Linked DNA regions of Homo sapiens: all the other regions are linked to region 2. Evidence: chromatin loops called from intact Hi-C (ENCODE). Cell type or tissue: heart right ventricle. All regions are shown on one strand.

Region 1 (5,000 bases), 1.1 Mb after region 2:
AAAGAAGATAATGGAATCATCAACACTGATCAGCATCAGGAACAAATGGGGCTGGAGGAAACCTGAAGAATTCTTCAGAAAATCTCAAGTAAGTCTGCCAGCAGAAACTAACCATGCCTCACATTTGATTTCCACTGGTATATTTAGTATATTTCATGAAGTTGTGTAATATCTGCCCACCCTGCTTTGAATTTCAGCATAGTTACAGTGATGAAAACTAACAAAAAACAAACAAAAAACCCCCAAGAGATTCTTACTCTGATTTGGGGGTGGGGCCTGGGGGGTACAGTATAGTTCAACATAATTTGTTATAGAAAAAAAAGTTTCTATTGATTCATAATCAACCTTTTCAATGATGATTTTTTTGGGGGATGTGATCTCTCTGGACTTTTTTTTGGGAAAACATTGTTTCCTGCTAGACAAAGAGCAGTCTGTTTTGAACAGTGAAACTGACCTCTCAGCTTTTGAGTTTCTAATAGCAAATTAAATCTACCTCACCAGGAAAAGAAAATTATGAAGAGGTAACTTTTATAATGCAGGAAATAATTGGTGTATTGATCTTTATGAATTTCCTGATTTCTTTACCTTATAATGGTTTTCCTTAATGGCAACACATGCATTAAGAAAACAAAGCACATTTGATGGAAATTCGTTGTCTTCCCCTTTTTAAATTATTTAGTAACATTGGGCAGCTAAGAAATTGTTTCTGCTTCTATAAAACCCCCTATGCTAATTGTGGCCAGCAAATTAGTAATTATAATAGATGATACAAAGCAGGAAAGGGCTAAACTAATGTTAGGGAGTAAAGAATGCAATTAGATGGCTCAGCCTAACGCATCTTCACTCTGAATCTCTGTGAAGAAGGAAGAAAAAAGCTCTGCACCAAAATTAAAGGGGACTCGTTTTCTGATTGTGTCCTAGGGGATTTGGAGAAAGCTCAAGCAATTTGAAGGATACCCTCAGGTTGTACTCAGCAGAATTCCTGACCTCTGCCACATCCTATCTATCATGAGCCTTTATCAGGAGGAGATGGCACATCACAAGCCATTTGGTGGCACGTAATTGCTTCGACATTGACAGCAGAGGGGTATATATCACCTCCTCTGTTAAAAAGAGAGTGAGTGTTTTAAGTGGAAGAAGACTGAATGTAAAGGCAAATTTAAATAAACATTAAAGGGAAGTTAAACCAATACAAAACTGAAATGGATACCAAAATAAAATGAAAGCTTAAATATATGTTGAAGAAAACATTTAATAATGTATGATTTCTAATCATGCCCTTTAGAAATATTGAAGAATCAAGAATAAGAAAAAAAAAAGAATCTTATAGCTTAGAACAGCTTATAAAAGCATGAGACTGGTTTTGGACGGTACATGAAGTATTGTGGTTGGTTTTGTAAACTGCACAGAGAGAAAGGTCTTCTCAGTCTCAATTCTTCTGCTGACATTGAAAGGAAAGTCTCGGGGCTGGTCTGTCTTCAACTCCTCTTCAACACTGCCAAATCTCCCTTTTAAAAAAAGGAGGAAAAAAGAGTAGACTCATGCTCTGAGCCTTTGGCAAACAATCGCTTGAATTTAATTATATTACGTTGTTTTTATTACATTTATTTTTGTGGTTACCTTTATTTATGGCAAGTGAACTGGTTTCCACTTGTGATGGGCCTATGACATTTTTTTCTTTATTTACATTTTAAAAAGCTGAGTCAACTTAAAAACAAGTACTATATAAATAAAAGCTCTGAGTTTAAAAACAAAACAAAACAGAAAAATCAGTAGTGGGTTCAATGTCGTTGGACAAAAATCTTGTAAGGGGCACTGAAATAATTTTAGTTGAAAAAACATCAGTTTAAAGTCATAGACTACGAGAGCTTGAAGAGACTAAGAGCAGGCAATCCAAGTCTCCTCCACATGTGGAAACCAAGTCCAGAGACGGAGCAGTAACTGCCCGGCTCCCACGGCTTGTAATCGCAGAAACAAGCTTTAAGCCGGCTGCCTCCTTCCTCGTTGCTTTTACCATTATTTAATTTGTAGGCTTCACAAAGGCTATATGTGTTGAAATTGGCTAAATGTGCCCAGTCTAGAAATGAGTCAAAGTCAAGAGGCAGGCCACCAAGGAATTTATGTCTTTACTGATAAAATTTGTGCAACCTGCAAAACCACAGTGACATCTAGTGGTATTCCTTGAAAATGCAACTTTAAAAATATTTTTACATATTTAGAGGGTACAAGCGCAGGTTTCTTACATGCTTAGTAGTGAAGTCTAGGCTTCACTACTGGGTGCCCATCACCCAGATAGCGAACATTGTACACAACAGGTAGTTCTTCAACCCTCACGACCCTCCCACCCTTTCACCTTTTGTAGTGTCCAATGTCTATTCCACTCTGTATGTTCCTGTGTATCCATTGATCAGTTCCCAATTATAAGGGAGAACATGGGGTATTTGACTTTCTGTTTCTGAATTATTTCACTGAGGATAATGGCCTCCAGTTTCATCCATGTTGCTGCAAAAGACATGATTTTATTCTTTTTTATGGCTAAGTAGTATTCCGTGGTATATCTTTACTTCATTTCCTTTATCCAATCCTCCATTGATGGAGACAGTCAGGTTAACTCCATGTCTTTGCTATTGTGCATAGTGCTCTGATAAGCATATTAGTGCAAATATCTTTTTTTATATAATTGTTTCTTTCCCTTTGGGTTTATACCCAGTAGCAGGATTGCTGGATCAAATGGTAGTCCTATTTTTAGTTCTTTGAGAAATCATACTGTTTTCCATAAAGGTTGTATTAATATGCATTCCCACCAACAGTGTATAAGCATTCTCTTTACTTCACATCCTTGCCAACATCTATTGTTTTTAGACTTTTTAATAATTGCTATTCTGTCTGACTGTTGTAAGATAATATCTCATGGTTTACTTTGTGAAAATGCAACTCTTGATGCAACCCTTGACTTAAGCAGGCTTGTCATTAAAAAGGAAACATTGTTTTGTAGAATATCTCGTAGTGTGGGTTTGTCTATTTCCTCATGATTAGATTATTCTTAACAAGAATATCTCAGAGGTGAAGGAGTATCTTCCTTAGTGCATTATGTCAAGAGGTACATGATGAAGGCTTGTTCTATCATTGGCGATGCTAACTTCAGTCACTTGGTTACCGTGTTATCTCCCAGGTTTATCTCCTGTAGAGTTACTGTTCTTCCTTTCTTAATGATTTGAGGGACAATATTTTGAGGCTATATAAGCATCATTTTCCTTTTCAAACTTTCATCCACTAGTTTTAGTATCCATGGATAATTCTTGCCTAAATCAATTATTATTATAATAGTTGCAAAATGATAATTTTCTAATTCTGTCATTCCTTTCTCCATTTTATTAGTTAACATTTTACTCAAAGAGGGGCTTTCCCGATTCGCTTATGCATGTTTGCATTTATTTATTAGAATAAACTCATGAATGCTTACACAATCTACAATCTATGGATCTAGAATTCATGAGTCTATCATGAATAGGTTATATAGTAGATATTATATATCTTTAGATATATTATAGAGTACATATGCATGTATAGATTATGTCTAAATCTATAATCTATTGGTATTGTTATGTATTTCTTTTTAAAAATATAAATGTAGAACATCACACACTGGGGCCTGTTGGGGGTTGGGGGCTAGGGGAGGGAAAACATTAGGAGAAATACCTAATGTAGATGATGGGTTGATGGGTGCAGCAAACCACCATGGCACATGTATACCTATGTAACAAATCTGCACGTTCTGCATATGTATCCCAGAACTTAAAGTATAATAAAATAAATAAATAAAAATATAAACGTTTTGAAAGTCAAAATGGCGTGAAGAATTGTTTCGGATTAAGGAGACCAAAGAGACATGACAACTGAAAACAATGCATAATCCCGGGGTCAATTCTGCAAGGGACCTCAGGGGAGGCGCTGCAAACTGAAGGACATTATTGCGATGATGGGTGAAAGCTAAATAATTCTGTGAAGTAGATACTGCAGATTAAATAATAATACTGTACCTGTGTTACATTGTTTGGTTTTGATCATTTTACTGTAGTTATGTAAGAAAATGTCTTGCCTTAGGAAATACACACTGAAATATTTAGGGTTAAAAGGGCATTACATCTGCGGCTTATGCTCAAGTGGTTCAAAAATAATAGTGTGAGAGTGTGTGTGTGTATTGTGAAGAAATACAATCAAATACATCCTATTGTAATAGGATAATCAAATGTTGCAAAATGTTAACAACTGGTGAATCTGGGTGAAGGGTACATAAAAGTTCTAGCAACTTCTGTAAATTTGAAATTAAATCAAAATAAAAGTTACAAAAAAAGGTAAAATAAGATTTTAAAGAATTTTAAATTGTCTTTTTTTTTAAAAAAAAAAAAAAAAAGAGCAAAATAAACAAGTAAACTTGCACCTAGAAGCTTGAGAATGTCAAAGTCCTGTTAAGTTTCTTTCCACTGCTGCATACAGTTTGAGATAAAGTGCCGCTCTTTTCATTAGGGAATTACCTTGCTAGTCAAGGAAATCTATTATAAATTACTAGTTCAAATTCCCTAGATGCCTGAAAAATTCCTCAAAGGTACACACAATTTTATAAAAATTCACACATTTAATGTCATCACATACAGAAAACTGGCTATCCAGGTTGGGTCCTGGCATTGAACCCAACCAACCAACCATCTATGTTTGGACTAGAGGAAGCTGGCGATGAACAAATAAACAAAAGCTCCTCTGAAATATAATTATCCTCATCTTAAAAGGAAAAGAAACTGGAGTGCTGGCGAGGATGCAGTGGTGAGAGTGAGTCACTGGATCTGGAGTCGCTTCTTAAGGTGGTGCACCAGCCCTACCCACGACCTCATGGTTGTGAGTATGTGTCTAGCCTCCTCTCTCATGATTCCCCCTCTCTGCCCTCTTTCCTTAGCCTCTTCCACCCGCTAAGGAAACTGGAGTGCTGGCCAGGATGCAGTTGA
Region 2 (5,000 bases):
AGGAGACCTAAGTATGGGAAGATGAAGAAGCTTGCCCCAATGTCACCCAGATAGTAACTGATAGTTCTGAGATTTGAACCCAAGCAGTCTGGCCTTAGAAACCACACTTGTCTACTAACTACCCCAGCTGTCAGCACCCATTCCTCCATTTCTTAAAAATAGTTAACTCTTTTTGGTTTGTGAAACTTTAAGAAAATACAGTAGCTCTGCTTAATGTGAATGTGTTGATTCTCAAACTCATTGACTGAATTTTCTAGAATAGTTAGATAACTAAGAAAGCAGGAAGCACTGAAGCGTGTTGAGTTTGGACTTAGACAGTTATGAGCCACCTACTAGCTGTATGCTCTTGGACGAGTTATGTTACTTCTTTAAATCTCAGTTTATTCATCAGTGAAATGGAATAATATGCTTACCTCATGGGGTGCGGTGAGGATTCAATGAGAAAACCATATGAAGACCTCAGACAGTGCCTAGAGAATGAGGAAACACACCAATAATTAGATTTTAAAAAATTATTATAGACAATTATTTTGCCATAATAGGGATTGTCTTAGTGCAGGTATCCTATTAAACATGCTCTATGAGCATCTTTTTTTTTTTTCTTTTTTTTTTTGAGACGGAGTCTCACTCTTGTCACCTAGGCTGGAGTGCAATGGTGCGATCTCAGCTCACTGCAACCTTTGCCTCCTCGGTTCAAGGGATTCTCCTGCCTCAGCCTTCTGAGTAGCTGGGATTCCAGGTGCCTGCCACCATGCCCGGCTAGTTTTTGTGTTTTTAGTAGAGACAGGGTTTCACCATGTTGGCCGGGCTGGTCTCAAACTCCTGACCTCAGGTGATCCACCCGCCTTGGCCTCCCAAAGTGCTAGGATTACAGGCGTTAGTCACCGTGCCCGGCCTATGAGCACCATTTTTTAATCACCTTCATTTTGTAATTAATGACTGGATTGTTTTATCTGATGAATGACAGTCTCTTTCACTGAACTATAAACTTCACTGGACTGTGAACACCATGTATGTATTTATATCATCCAGTCTTCATGCCAGGGCCTTATTTGGTACCTGGGTGTCCCGAGGGAATATTTTGTGTTCCGTAATGAACAAAGATTGGACATTTTACAATATAAAACATTTTAAGGATAACTCTGGATATAGGAACATTAGTTTACAAAATCAAATTGGGGATTAATTCTGTGCCATTTGGAATCAATATCATCTGATGGGTGTTTTTCTGCTCCAGGTTTGGTTCTGGACTGACTGGATTTTACATCAGTGTCTCTCAGACCACATCTTCCCCCTATTTGCATTTGACCTTCCTCTTTGTCTGGGGGACCCCATCTGAAAAGTCCCCCCCAGCAGTGGCCCATGCTGTATTTCACCAAAAAAGATCTGTATTTAGAAGGAACATTTACACGTTATTGGTGTCTCTCTGAGAGCGTAAGGTGCTTACCATATAGCTTGGCACAGTTTTCATTAAAGAGAAGAACAAAGAGAGGCAAAACATGAGGAAATTACTAAATTCCAACATGAAACTGAGAAGATATGCCCCTACACTTGCCCTCATAAACATTAAGCATTTTTTTATGGTGACATTTTTAGCCCATTCTGAAATGTATTGATTTGTTTCCTGTGAGTCATTGTCTGTTTCTGCTTTCTATGTTAAAAAACATATTAAATATCAATGTGATGATATAAATATATACGTGTGGGTGGATGGGCGGGTGAAAGGAATTTTCTTTCAAATTCTAAGAAGGGAAATAGCTTTTTCATAGGTTCCCACATCATCCATCAACTCATCACATCCTCAGTCTACTGCATTTCCCCCCTCGACACAAAACTGAATAATCACTCTGGTTTTAAAGCTTGAGAGAAAAAGTTTCAGAAGGTTCTGGAGATGGCCTGTTATTTGGGAGACAGCTGAAGTTTTTGTAGCTCTAATTCTGGGTTGAGGGGACGTCCAGCCGCTATCTCCATTTTGAGCAGTAGAGGGCAGACGTCTCCACTCCCGCCTGCCCAAGATCACCCCGGCAACTTTATGTTTATGCAAACAGCCTTTGACATAATAGCTTTGAAACAGCTGAAAATTGAATTGTGCCTTGAGGCCAAACATCTAGACCACCACCTTTGTTATATTCATCTGCCACAGTAAATTGGGTTCACCATTGGCTCTGGGAGCTGCTTTTTCCTCGATTCTAGTCCCACATAACTTTGCGCAGGAGAAAGACAAATGCGACTTCCTCACACAAAACGTTGGCAGGGTTTCATTTCACAAACTCTTATCTGAGGGGCTGGAGATTGCTGTGTGGATTTCTCCAGCCAACTGAAGAAAATAAAGGGGAAACTGGAAAGCTAAACCAAATCCATCTAATTCTGGAATATCTCTGTGGGTTTCCATAGCTTTTTAGCTTCTCCACTTAATCTAATTAGGACTTTGCCTCCCGAAATAAATACCTAATAAAGAATGAACCTATTAAAAGACTAAATTTACTACACACACGTTTGTGCGAACCCTCTGCCTGTTTCCTTGAAGCGGTAATGCCGATGAAATTGAACGTTGTTTGACTGGGTAATGGTCTCCCGCTGTAAGACGGATTATAGAAAATAAACATGGATGGGGGGGTGGGGGGCGGGGAAGCCAGCCGCTTTATTGAATTCCGCTGATGATAATGCCATCACCTGAAATCGCTGCCTGAAAAGAGTGTCAATGGGGGAGAAGCAGCAGCAGCAGCCAGAGCCAATTTGCAACTGGGTAACAGTTCATTTTAGAAGTAATTTTATTCTGTTTTGGGTTCACTGCCCTGGTTTGGGGGGTTAACAGAAAGTAGATTTTTAAAAGAAATCTGATTGTGGGCCTCATGGATGCTTTTCAAAGGAGGGCATTTAGGCATTGACTAATTGATTGGTTCATTTGTTTATCAATAAATATTTCATAAAGGCCTACTCTGTGTGAGGCGCTAGTTAGGAGCTGGGGATTTGATAATGAGCAAAGCAGGTTTGCCATCACTCTACTAAAACTTAGAGTCAGCGCAGGAGGTAGAATTCATTCATTAGCAAATATTTATTAAGCACTCACTTTGGATCAGGCTTATAATCAGAAAATAACTATACAATTACAACCTGGATGAGTATTATGAAGGCTCGGCAGTGAGGTTGCTGGACTGGATGTCCACTATTTCTTTGAAGAACAGTTTTAAGGAAAATCATGTAATATCAAACAGACCCTCAGATCAGTATGGAGGTCAGAAGATTACAGAGTTTATTAGCATGTTTGTGAGTTCACTTAATGGGTTCAAATTCAATTACCAAACTTCTCTGGACCTCAGTTTCCTTATCTTGATAGAAGTTTCTAGTAATTCCTGTCCAATTTGCCCAATAGGATTGACGTTTGAGTAAAATGAGAGACTAGGCATGAAAGTGCTTTGTAGTTGTTGAAAATAAGAGAAATTATTATTAACGGCACGTGCTCTTCTAGGGTGTACCCACAGGATCTTACAATATTCTTGGGTAGACAAGAGGAATACAGGTTGATCAATGGTGAGTAATTCAAACAGTTTAGGGAAAGTGGTAAAGTATATGGCACAGAAGATATGTTGAATGAGGTCAGGGAGAAGTCAGGCCTGGAAAAATGGATGGGGTTTAGAAAGAGAAGAGCAGAAGTCTGAAGCCAGTTTGCATTTGGGGCTCATGGGATGCTGGTGTTCACACTGGCAGTTGGAACACACAGCTCAAGTTTAGAGTGGTGCCACAGGCACCGCCTATGATGGGAACTGATGGGAACATTCACATTTTACCCCACTTTCCTGAAAAGACAATGCTTAAAACCAGAACTTCTTAAACCTGTGTAATATATGGACTTTTTTTTTCTTTTTCTTTTTATTCGACACATAATTATTGTACATATCTATGGGATAGAGAGTGATATTTTCACACATGTATACAATGTATAATGATCAAATCAGGGTAATTAGCATAGTCATCATCTCAAACATTTATCATTTGTGTTGTGAACATTCAGAATCCTCTCTTCCAGTTTTCTTAAAATATACACTAAATTATAGCTAACCGCATTCACCCTATATTGTAGCAGAATATGGAAACTCTTTCCTTCTATGCAGTTTTGTGTCTATTAACTAGCATCTCCCTATCCTCCCCTCTCCCCCTCCTTCCCAGCCTCTAAAAACCACAGTTCTACTCTCTGCTTCTATAAGCATATTTTTAAAAAGTTTCCATGTAGGAGGGAGAACATGTGGTATTTGTCTTCTCGTGCCTGACACTTCACTTAACATATTGTCCGCTAGGCTCATACATGTTGCCACAAATAACAGGATTTTATTCTTTTTTATGGCTAAATTGTATTCCACTCTCTGTATATACCATATTTTCTTTCTTTTTCCTTTTTTTGAGGTTGGAAATGGAAACATTTTATTGTGGGATATACATACCACTATTACTGTTATGAAGACTTTTTTACGTAGTGACACCTTGTATTATGGAATCTATATAGTTCTATACTATAATCAAGACATTTATACAAAGTGACACTTTGAGATATGGTTGGCCCCTTTAGCTGGATACCAATGAAGACTGGCATCCACACATTCACAGGCATGTTTATTCTTCATCCTAGTGTTAGGGTTTCTGTTTATTCCGCTTGTACTTCCCTTGGCAGACAGCGATTACATTTTACCTCAGCACCATCTTGTCAGTGCCAAAGAACTTGCATTTGCCAAGGAATCAATCTCCTGGGATGCAATGTCATGAAGTGGAATGGTATAGTCTATTCGATAAAGTCATCATTTTTTTGCATTTCCTTGACAGTTTAATTTTTACCACTTTTATATCACGTGTTTTCACCAGAATTTTGCCATGTTACATAACCACAGGCAACCCAGGCTAAATGTTGACCTGGCTTCATGTTTTGGAGATACATTTCTCAAAATGTCTGGAATATTTTGTGCTTCTAGTGATTCCTTCATGGACTTGAGTTTTTGATCAGATGTGTT
Region 3 (5,000 bases), 86 kb after region 2:
GGGTCAAGCACCCTGCAGAGCAGATAGCAATAGCAAAGTGTACTTTAATAACTCTCAGCTCCTGAGCAGCTCTGGGAGCCAAACTCGAGATTTCTAGTGCTGTTCCTCCTCGGCTTGCTGGCCTGAGGGGAGACCTGACTGATGGCTTTGAATATCCATCAACAAATAATAAATAATAATAATAATCTGTTTGCCGCAGGGTTTAGGAGCCAGGGAGGCTGGGTTTGCTGATGCTTTCTCCCTTCTTAATACAACCTTAAAGTCAATTTTGAGCAGAAACTATAGTAGCTCTGGGCCACATGCATTTCTTCTTGCCACCATCCTTAAGTCTGATTCCCCAGGTTGGGACTCAAGAGGGTGAAGTTGTGACATGAGTGGTGTGTTTGCGGTGACCCTGGATTCCCAGGTCCGGATGCCTGAGGTCTTCTTTCCTCAGAGGTACCGTATCTCAGGCAACTTCATGCTCTCAAACATCCCCATGTCCTGCTCCTCTCCCAGATTCTGGTTTGAAAAGACCCAGGTTGAGTCAAGGTCTTTGCGTGTGAGGGGGTAAACCCTCAGTAAAACATGCCCTCCATCTTGATTAAGACCTTGGGCTTTTCAGTCAGCATCCTTGGCTTTGAATGTGAATTTCTGCTCTTCCACTTCCGTGTGTGACCTTCAGCACACGACTCAACTTCCCTGAGCCTCAGTTCCCCATCTGTCAAGCAAGGATAATATTGATAGTGGTCATTATAATAGCAAGCATTAATTTAGTGCTTACTATGTTCCTGGCAGTGTTCTAAGCACTTCACCTGCCTTGTCTCCTTGTCTCACAGCAACCACATTAGAGGCGGGTAATATAATTGTCTTTGGCTTACAGATGGGGACATTGAGGCCGAGGGAGGTTAAGAAATGTGTGCTAGGCTACACAGGGGATAGGGGTAGGGCCAGAATTGGATACAGAACTGTCATGAGCTGAGTCCAAGCCTCTGTTTCAGATCTCCTGGATACTTAGTGGCAGTAAGCATGGGCATTATTATATCCAGGCTGAGGGGACAGGGGCAATACTTTCCTTTTAGAATATTGAATCAAAGTAAGCCTTTTTAATTCTGAACATTCAGGTCCAAGGAGATGGTTCACGTAGATAATTATCCTAAGGCTGCCCCAAGCTGCCACGGCCATTGCCCCTCCTCCACTCACCGTGCAGACCAGCACTGCCCTGGAGAGCCAGGCATGGAGTTTGCCTCTCTCAAGTGTCACCCCCTCAACAAGAGAGACCTGTGTTCTAAGATTCTTCATGGCACCCAGGCACATTGAAAAGCTTCTTCTTGATGCCCAGAGAGTTCAGCATGGTGAATGGACTCTGGGTAAAGTGTGATCTATCCATTGCAATGCTCTTTTAAATTTCAAATGCTTTTGACTGGGGAAAACTTTGAGACACCAGCTCCTTAGTGTGCCTTCATGTATCAAATTGCTTTCTTTTCAATTGCGAGTGGACAGGCCCCTCATTCACAGGAGGAGAGGCTGGAGTTAGGGCTTGACTGTCTGAGTTTGCCTTGGGCCAGCTGCTCTGGACTGCCCTGGATCATGAACTTCACTTGCAGAACTGTTCTGGGCTGTGGCTGGGAAAGGATATTTCTTTCTCAGTTGTGGTCACTGACCAAGGGGGCCCTCCTGTACTTTTTTTTTAGTTTTTTTGTTTGTTTGTTTGTTTTATTCTGTTTTGTTTTGTTTGAGACGAGATCCTGTTCTGTCACCCAGACTGGAGTACAGTGGTGTGATCACGGTCATGGTTCACCATGGCATCGACCTCCTGGGCTCAAGGATCATCCACCTCAACCTCTCAAGTAGCTGGTACCACAGGCGTAAACCACTATGCTCGGTTAATTTTTTTGTTTGTAGAGATGAGGCCTTGCTATGTTTCCCAGGCTGGTATTGAACTCCTGGGCTCAAGCGATCTTCTTGCCTTGGCCTCCTAAAGTGCTGGGATTACAGGCATGCTGACACTGCACCTGGCCTTCCTGTACTTTTGACAAGCTGGGAACCACTTGCTGTTTCTGCAGACTGCCTGCCACCTTCTTGCTCATTTCTGAGCCTCTTGGAGATGAATAAGTTAGCTGGGGTAGGAAGAAAAGTCCCCACAATCTCATCTCACTTCGTTTGGGCTTCCTGTTTGGCAGCTAGAGATAGAAGGGGAAGGGAGATTAACGGAGAGAGCCCATAGCCTATGATATGTCTCAGCTTTATGGTCTCCCTCATGAAGGAAGTGTGCCAGTGCCAGGCACAAAGTGGCCAAAACCCCAACCGTGGGAAGCACATTCCAACAGGACTTCTGGAAAATGATTCAGCTGCGCTCACTCCTAATCCAATTTAATGATCCTATTTTGATAGCATTACGTATTTATTTGCTGGTTAGGAGAAAAACCACCACCTCCCAAGGTCTCCCTGCAGGTGCTCTGAAAACAGGGCTACTGGAGGAGCCACTCTTCCTCCCCTCCATTCTGGGCTCAGGTCTTTAATGTGAAAATGTGGCCTTCAGACGTGCTGGGATATTTGAAAGGGCAGGGACCAGGGGTGGGGAGGGTGGCAGTGCTAAAAGTTCTAAACAAGCCAGCTGGGGCGGGAGTGTGGTCGTGAGGGAACATTATCTGGTGTGATTCTTTGTTTTCACGGTATCACCTCCTATTTCTCAGACCAACAGAATCACCAAGCTGTAAACGGCACACCTTACAAATCAGCGTCCCCTGACGTGGTTGGAGCGTTCATTACCAGCTGTAAAGGCACACCAGCAAGAGAGGTTGCTGTTCTGTAGCCCAATTTTCCATCGCAATAACCCAATTAACTGGTGTGTGTGTTTGTTTTACAAAGCTCCAAGCTACAATAAACCATACAGATACGCGGGCTGCAGAAAGCTCTGTAATTAGGACAAGGTGTACAAATTAAACTACTCTTTTTAAACTTCAAACCAGCTAACTTCTGACATACTGTACTGCTGGGGCTTCTGGGACTGAACCCAATTAACATCTTAGTATTTTATAAGCATCGTTTTAATTGCATTTGTATGCAATCTTCTCTCCAAGTGCCTTTCAAGGTGCTAGTCCTTGTTCAGCTTTTATTACTTTGGTGATTTAAATCTTCTCTCTCGGAGGTTCCCGTTAATAATGACTACTGCTACCTCAAATGCTGGTCCAACATAAAACTCGTCTCTCGGAATAATTATGCTTTAAAACAGTTACATTTAACTTTATTATTACATTTTTAATTTTTTTCTCTGTTTGAACATTATGCCCTTAAACGTTTTATCAACCTGTCAGCTCTTGGAAGGGCTGGAAAGGAGATTCTCTTTGAGAACTGGGATCATGGCCTAAACATTTTTTTTTTCCATTCCTCTGCTCACCTTTAGTCTGGAGTAAAGGTGTTTGGTGCCATGGTGATGAGGGGGTATTTGAATGAGTGAATTTGTTTTTTTTTTTTTTTTTTTTTTTTTTTTTTAGTGTCCTTGTGGGTTTTGGGGCATCTTTGTCTATATTTCGGGCATTTTATTCCTGTACAAAATCTAAGGTGGCACCAAACAAAGCAAGGATCAGGATAATATTTTAATGCGATATTTAGAAAAATAAATAAAATCAGGAAACTCTGATCTACAGGCCAGCTGCCTATTTTTGTAAATACAGTATTTTTGGAAACGAGATCATGGTTGGGGTGAGCAGAGTGAGGCATCTTGCATCAGTGCAGAGTAGCTAGTTCCTGCGTTTAGTTAAAATTTTGAAATTGTATTTGTCATAGGTTGTTTTGTGCATTCACTTCTATTTAAAAAATATTTCATTACAATATTATTTATCTTGATTCCTGAGTTTTGGGTGCCCCCTTAAATTGTGCACCCAGATGAGTATCTCATCTGCCTCCCCCTGGTCTTGGCCCTGCTATCATAAGTACAAGGAAGGCTTTAAAAGGGATTTCAACAGACGAAGAAGCACTGAAGGAAAAATTTCACCCAGTGAAAAAAAATGTAGGGAAAAACCCAGCCATATGTTGGTTTATTTCCAAGTACAGTGTGCATAGAAGTCCTCACTCCCTGCTAAGAAGCACCCAAAGCACTGGAGATGCCTGAGTTTATGGGAACAACCCAATGACAAACTCTCCTCCTTCGTAACCCCGAACCACAAAAGCAAGATGTTTTCATAATTTCCCGTCGATGCTTCTTATTGCAAAAAGGAGTTAGGAAAAATGAGTACTAATGCTGTATTCAATTAGGATTTCTGTTATCTGGATAAAAATATACAGTCTTGAGCAGGCAGTGAGATCCTCCTGGAATATTTTAAACCTTTTTGCTTGATTGAGTGTCTTGTCAAACAAAACTGGCAGCCTCTCTCCCAGAGCTGCCTGAATCTATGCAGATATGATTTCTATCATGCCTTTATTATGTGTAGTCTGTAATAAGGATGAGCACATATAAATCATCTCTGGATGGCAGTTAGGATGCAATACTCAAAGGGGAAAGACATTTCTGCTTTCAAATGTCTAGCGATTTCAGATATAATATAGCAAGTCTCCCCTGAACTGCACTATCTCAATTCTACTCAAGCCCTTCTGTGGGAGAATGAGACTTTCATATCTTTCTTTGCAAGATTCACTAGTGAGATAAGAATTGTGTCACTAAGACCAGAGTGCTGTATCTTTTTGGTTAGTCTGATATCAAAGTTGCATTTGAAAAGAGGATCCTTTCGTAATTTGATTCAAGAGGCTGGCATTGAGGGTGTGTGGAGAGACCTTAGGTTTTGGGTCTGCTTTGTGCCAACGGGGCACAGGTCTTGAAGTGGGGAACTAGCAAACTGATGATCTGAATCTGCAGCAAGGAGCAATTGCCCTTCTAGTGACATTTCAAAGGGTCATTCTCTTCACTGAATCAGGAACTGAGTCATAAATATGTCAATCTCCTATGACACAAAGGGTAGTTTGGCAGGAAAACAATAATGAAAACAAAACAGCACTGCACGGTGAAACTTGAGGGCTTCTGA
Region 4 (5,000 bases), 100 kb after region 2:
GAGTCTCACTAGCTGACATTAGGGTGAAAAGTGCATATGGAGAAATACCAGTAAGAACTTCAGTGGGACTGAAACTATGGATCATATGTAATGGGGAGTTGGGCCTTCTGGGTCATAACGGTGCAAAGAAGAGGCCTTTTCTGAAAGCCCTTGGAGCAGGTCACATATATATTCAGACATCCAGAACATCAGCATGTCCCTTAACCTAGTTTTCTCATTTAAGTTCAAGAAAGAAACCTGATTCCTGCTCAAGGCTCTTATTGCAAAATCTTAGAACTGGAAGGGACTTCGGAGATGACCTAACCCGACAAATATATAATATTCATCTTTCTACTGTCCAATCCTGTGCCCATAGCAATGGCAGCCATTGCTAATGGATGACAGTGTTCTCTCTGGAAAGGCCTAAATGCAGCCTCAGAACCCTTTAATGCCTAGTGATCCAAGCAACAGTGGAGTTGACCACCAACTCCAACCAGGACCTTCAACGTTTAGCTTCGCTCTCTTCACATGCTTCCTTCTTGGGTCTGTAGGATGAGGGACTTGGGGAATCTCGCATGGGCAATACAAGAATTTCTGTCTTCATTTGATGTTACCAGGAGCAACTGGAGATCTTGGGAAAAAGCAAATAGGTCAGGAGATATGAAGTTAGGGTCTAGTCTTGGTATTGCCACAAAGGAGCTGAGGGATCATAGGCAAGACACAAGCTCTCTGGACCTCAGTTTTCCTCATCTGTAAAATGAAGGGCTTGAGAGGACTACACAATGGCCCTGGGCCTTCTTTCAGAAGTGTGGCCTTGGGATGTTTTTGGTATGTTGAGATATATAGTGCTGATAGATGTTCCCTGCTCCTGAGAGGCAGGGTCTATGTTGTGCACATGCCCTACTCCAGCAAGGGCAAGCATGGGACCATCCCGCTGCCCCTCCATACTCCCATGCCTGTAGCAGACATTGACAGTCATTCACAGCACTCTTTTCTGCCCCATATGGATTTGATCTTAGAATCCTTCTCACTCTCTTTGGCAAGGGGTCTGAGCAGCCACCACCAACTGATCAGAGTTTGCAAGAGAAAAGAAAACCATCTGCCATCTGTTATGGGCTGAATTGTGTTCTTCCAGAAGTTGATGTTGAAGTCATAAACCCCCACTATCTCAGAATGCGGGCATATTTGGAGATAGGGTCTTTACAGAAGGAAAGACGAAACCGTGATAGAAAAAGGAAAGAGAAAGAAAGATTGCCACTTAACTCCAGATGGAGCCTAAGCCATCCTCTAGACTGCTTTGGGAAATTCTATTTTGTTTTGCTTTGGAAAAAATCACCTGAAGGCTGGGCGCGGTGGCTCACGCCTGTAATCCCAGCACTTTGGGAGGCTGAGGCGGGCGGATCACAAGGTCAGGAGATCGAGACCATCCTGGCTAACACGGTGAAACCCCATCTGTACTAAAAAAATACAAAAAACTTAGCCATGTGTGTGGCGGGTGCCTGTAGTCCCAGCTACTTGGGAGGCTGAGGCAGGAGAATGGCGTGAACCTGGGAGGCGGAGCTTGTGGTGAGCCGAGATGGTGCCACTGCACTCCAGCCTGGGCGACAAAGCGAGACTCCGTCTCAAAAAAAAAAAAAAAAAAAAAAAAAAGTCACCTTAAGTCCCAAGCATCAGACGCAGACTGTTGGCTCACCTAGAACGTTCTAGCTTTTTCTAGGAACTAAGGCCACAGATGGAAACAAAATCAGGCACTGGAGAAATAGGGGTGATTGGAAGACACTTAAATCTTCAACAAGGCTAAAGGGTTAAATCACATTTTTTCAGACCTGTTGGGGTTTGACTGGCTGAGACTTAAAAAGAGAAGCTGGGAACCAGGGAGCCTGCAGCTGGGAAAGTTTTTCTTCTCGCCTCTCAGCTAAGGGTCTGGCATTTCACCTGCTAGATGGCGCTGTCCTCTAAGGAAAGGCACCAGCTCAGCTTGAATGGGGGCTCAGTCAAGGAAACAGGGAACAACTAAAGTTGAAAAGAATTGATGGGCGGGAGTAGAGGGGATGGAGGCAGCCCTTTCCCCAGCAGCAACATCTCCTTCTGTGGTAGTGGCTCTTGTTCTCTTTATAGCTTTTATTTTGCAGTGTGGGAGTTTTGTATACTTCATCTGAAAAGTTACAGGGCCTTTGCTCTGAAGGAAAGTGAATAAGAAAATGAGCATGTGTGTGTGTGTGCGCACGTGTGTGTTTTGTGTATTATTGTCAGGAGGCAGGGATGGTCATGGAGGTCCCACCCCAAGGCTGCAACCTACAAATGACACGTCTCAGCCCTGGTCTTTGGCCTTGACTTACACCAGATCAGTGGGAAAAAGAAACAGTAAGTCCTTTCTCTATCCTGCCTGTAGAACCAGATGCCTGGGACTCTTGGTGGCTTTGCTCTGAAACCTTCTAGCTCAGCTCCATTTAGGGGCAAACTGCATGTAGGCACTGAGACCTCCGTTTCCGTGCAATTTTATTGTTAGACTGACAGGCTGGCTCCTGGTCTGCATGTGAAATCAGGGACACAGCCTGCAACTACTCCCACTCTATCAGCAGCCAGAAAGAAGGAAAACAAAGATAAGGGGAGGGGTGATGGGGGGATGGAAACCAGGAGGGGACCCATGAGGGAGGGGAGGGAGGAGCAGAGAGAGGAGACAAGGGACAAAGAACAGAGGTGAAAGATGAAGGGTGTGGGGAAGGGAGAGTGGGGCAAGGATGACCAGGTGTCCAGAAAGGAAGAAAAGGGCAATGGGGAGAGGCCACTGGGAAGCAGAGAGGCCGGCAGGCTGGCAGAAGTGGGAAGAAGACACAAGTGAAGGGAGGGGAGGGAGGCTTCCTTAAGCAAACAGGAAGACAGGAGGAAGGGAAGTCTAGTAATTAGGGAAAAGCTGACCAAAACCCAGAAAGGAGGAGAAGACTACTACAGTAAGGAAGCTGCAGAAAAGCCAGGCAGGAGATAGAGACAAGGAAGCTTTGAGGCAGGAGGCTCTGGAAACAAGGGAGGCAGAGAGCAGAGCTGAGCTAAGAAAGGAAAAAATCCAGGAGAGGGAACCAGGAAAACAACACAAATGAGAGTGAAGGAACAGGGAAAGAGCCATTAAAAGAATGCTTACCTTATAGTCGTAAAAACTGGAATGTGTGTGTTTTGGCCTGCGGCCATTGTCCAGGAAACACAGTGTGGCTTTTAAGCAAGTTGTGGAGTGGCGGCATCCACATGTTAGTAGCTCGCCCTGGTCTGCTGCTTTGCAATGCAGCTGTGCGGAGCTGCCCTCTTGTTGGCTGGCAGCCTGGTGCTGGGGACATCTGATGGGGTCTGCTGTTTGGACAGAGGGGCATGCCTGCTCCATTTATGGTGCTCCAAGTTCAGGCATCAACATCTTTTCCAGGACAAGAGTTGAGATGTGGTCCCTTTGAGGATGTTTCTCGGAGGGACTGTGGTTGAGGTTCTCAGAGGGCAGAGGGGGAGACATGGTTAAAGGCCATAGAGGGTGGAGATTTAGGGAACGGCCTCTGGAGTCTGATGGCCACCATTCAGTTCCTCGTTTTATCAATTCACTGCATAAACTAGCTCATGTCACTTCATCTCTCTAGACCTCTCTGGGCCTCAGCAACTCATCTGTAAAATGGGGTCGCAATCATACCTGTCTCATAGGGTTCTGTCTGGTAAGGCTTAACTGAGATGATCATGTGTCTATCAGAGTGGCTAGCTCATATTAATGCTCACTCAATGTTAGTATGCTTATTGCTGTTAGTGTGATGTTAGCATATTAAATGTTAGTAGGATTCTGTGTATGATCATTAAGGACTATATAACTGTATGGGTGTCTGTGTGTGTGTTCTGGGGGACTGGTCCTTAATGCAGACTAAGGGGCTTAGATTTGAGGATATTTTATCATGAGAATTATCTGTGCAAAGCATTGTTTGGGAAAATAAATCCAGTGGTGACACATGGGCTTCTCTGGGGAGCAGGGAGACCATTTTGGTGACCAGAGCATGCATGAGAGAATGGGGTCCTGAACTAGGGGACATGGGTGCTAAAAAAGATTTAAAGGGCATTTTGAGAGACACCCCAAATCCAAAGAACTTTATGATTGGATGGGTAGGTGGTAGGAGAGGGAAATTTGACTCCAAGGTTTTGAGACCAAGAACAGGAGTAAGAGGGAGCTCTCAAGCTAAGAATGATTTTTACACTTTCAAAGGATTGAAATAAGCCAAAAACAGAAACAAAGGTATATGGCAGAACTGGTATGTGGTCTGCAAAACCTAAACTATTTACTATTCAGCCATTTACCAAGTTACCTCACCCCTGGTCTGGCCCAGGGACTCAAAAGACTCTGCCCCAGAAACAGAGAAGTCTGGAGGGATTTTTGACAGAGTGTCCCCCAGAAAATCAGAGTGATGGGACTAGCGCTGGAGCAGGATTGTACGAAGAATACATCAGTTTAAGAGTCACCTATTCATCCAACAAATAGTTTTTCAGTGTGAGCTGGGGAGATAGATCCGCTGTGACTTCTGGCTACTTGTGATGCCGGCCAAGTTATCAACCTCTGTAGGTCTTGGTTTCCCCACTTGTAAAATCAAGATAATAACAATGCTTACCTCCTGGATTTTTTTTTTCCTGTGGGGGGAGGAGGACTAAGTGCAATATGACATGTAAAGCATTTAAACAGTGGCTGTCACACACCTGCAATAAACATGAGCTTTTACTATTATGGAGGACCTAGAAGCCCAGAACTAGAAATAAACATGGGCATTTGCAAACCTGCAGTAAAAGACGGATTTGTCCGGGAAATAACAGTAAGCAAATATCAGTTGCCATTATCATCATCATCAATAGGATTACTCCTTTGCTGTTGTTAGAACTTCGGAGACTTGTCTTGGGATCCCACTGCCCTCATCTGTAAAGCACTTGCTTTATTTAGATTCCTTCCAACTCTGTCTTTTAATATTTTTAAATCAATGTCCTTCTTCTTCTGCATTTGCCTTCCTCCCTTC

What was found. Hi-C counts contacts between places; a loop is a spot of excess contacts. Peaks named below come from ENCODE experiments on the same cell type or tissue, not always from the same donor. Only the 100,000 strongest peaks of a DNase experiment are listed, where the experiment ranks them.
Region 1: it touches region 2 in a loop (5-fold over the local background); 46 of 110 quality-filtered maps call a loop at or near these places.
Region 3: a loop joins it to region 2, with 3 times the contacts of the local background. A loop is called at or near these places in 14 of 110 quality-filtered maps.
Region 4: a loop joins it to region 2, with 3 times the contacts of the local background. A loop is called at or near these places in 14 of 110 quality-filtered maps.

The regions. Positions count from the first base shown.
Region 1 is chr5:159,131,180-159,136,179 of GRCh38, forward strand. No RefSeq gene overlaps it. Among named protein-coding and RNA genes, the nearest start is that of LINC02202, 33 kb to the left of the region's middle. In heart right ventricle, a CTCF peak has its summit at 2,161 (motif pointing left); a DNase peak (open chromatin) is centred at 1,979; H3K4me3 peaks cover 475 bases.
Region 2 is chr5:158,073,457-158,078,456 of GRCh38, forward strand. It overlaps the pseudogene LOC100128898. Among named protein-coding and RNA genes, the nearest start is that of CLINT1, 220 kb to the left of the region's middle. In heart right ventricle, a CTCF peak has its summit at 1,981 (motif pointing right); a DNase peak (open chromatin) is centred at 2,005; H3K4me3 peaks cover 569 bases; H3K27ac peaks cover 608 bases.
Region 3 is chr5:158,159,952-158,164,951 of GRCh38, forward strand. No RefSeq gene overlaps it. Among named protein-coding and RNA genes, the nearest start is that of LINC02227, 250 kb to the right of the region's middle. RefSeq lists an enhancer at 2,070-3,518. In heart right ventricle, no CTCF peak of the experiment used is centred here; no DNase peak of the experiment used is centred here; H3K27me3 peaks cover 818 bases.
Region 4 is chr5:158,173,194-158,178,193 of GRCh38, forward strand. No RefSeq gene overlaps it. Among named protein-coding and RNA genes, the nearest start is that of LINC02227, 230 kb to the right of the region's middle. In heart right ventricle, CTCF peaks have their summits at 1,918 and 4,141; a DNase peak (open chromatin) is centred at 1,928; H3K27ac peaks cover 2,073 bases.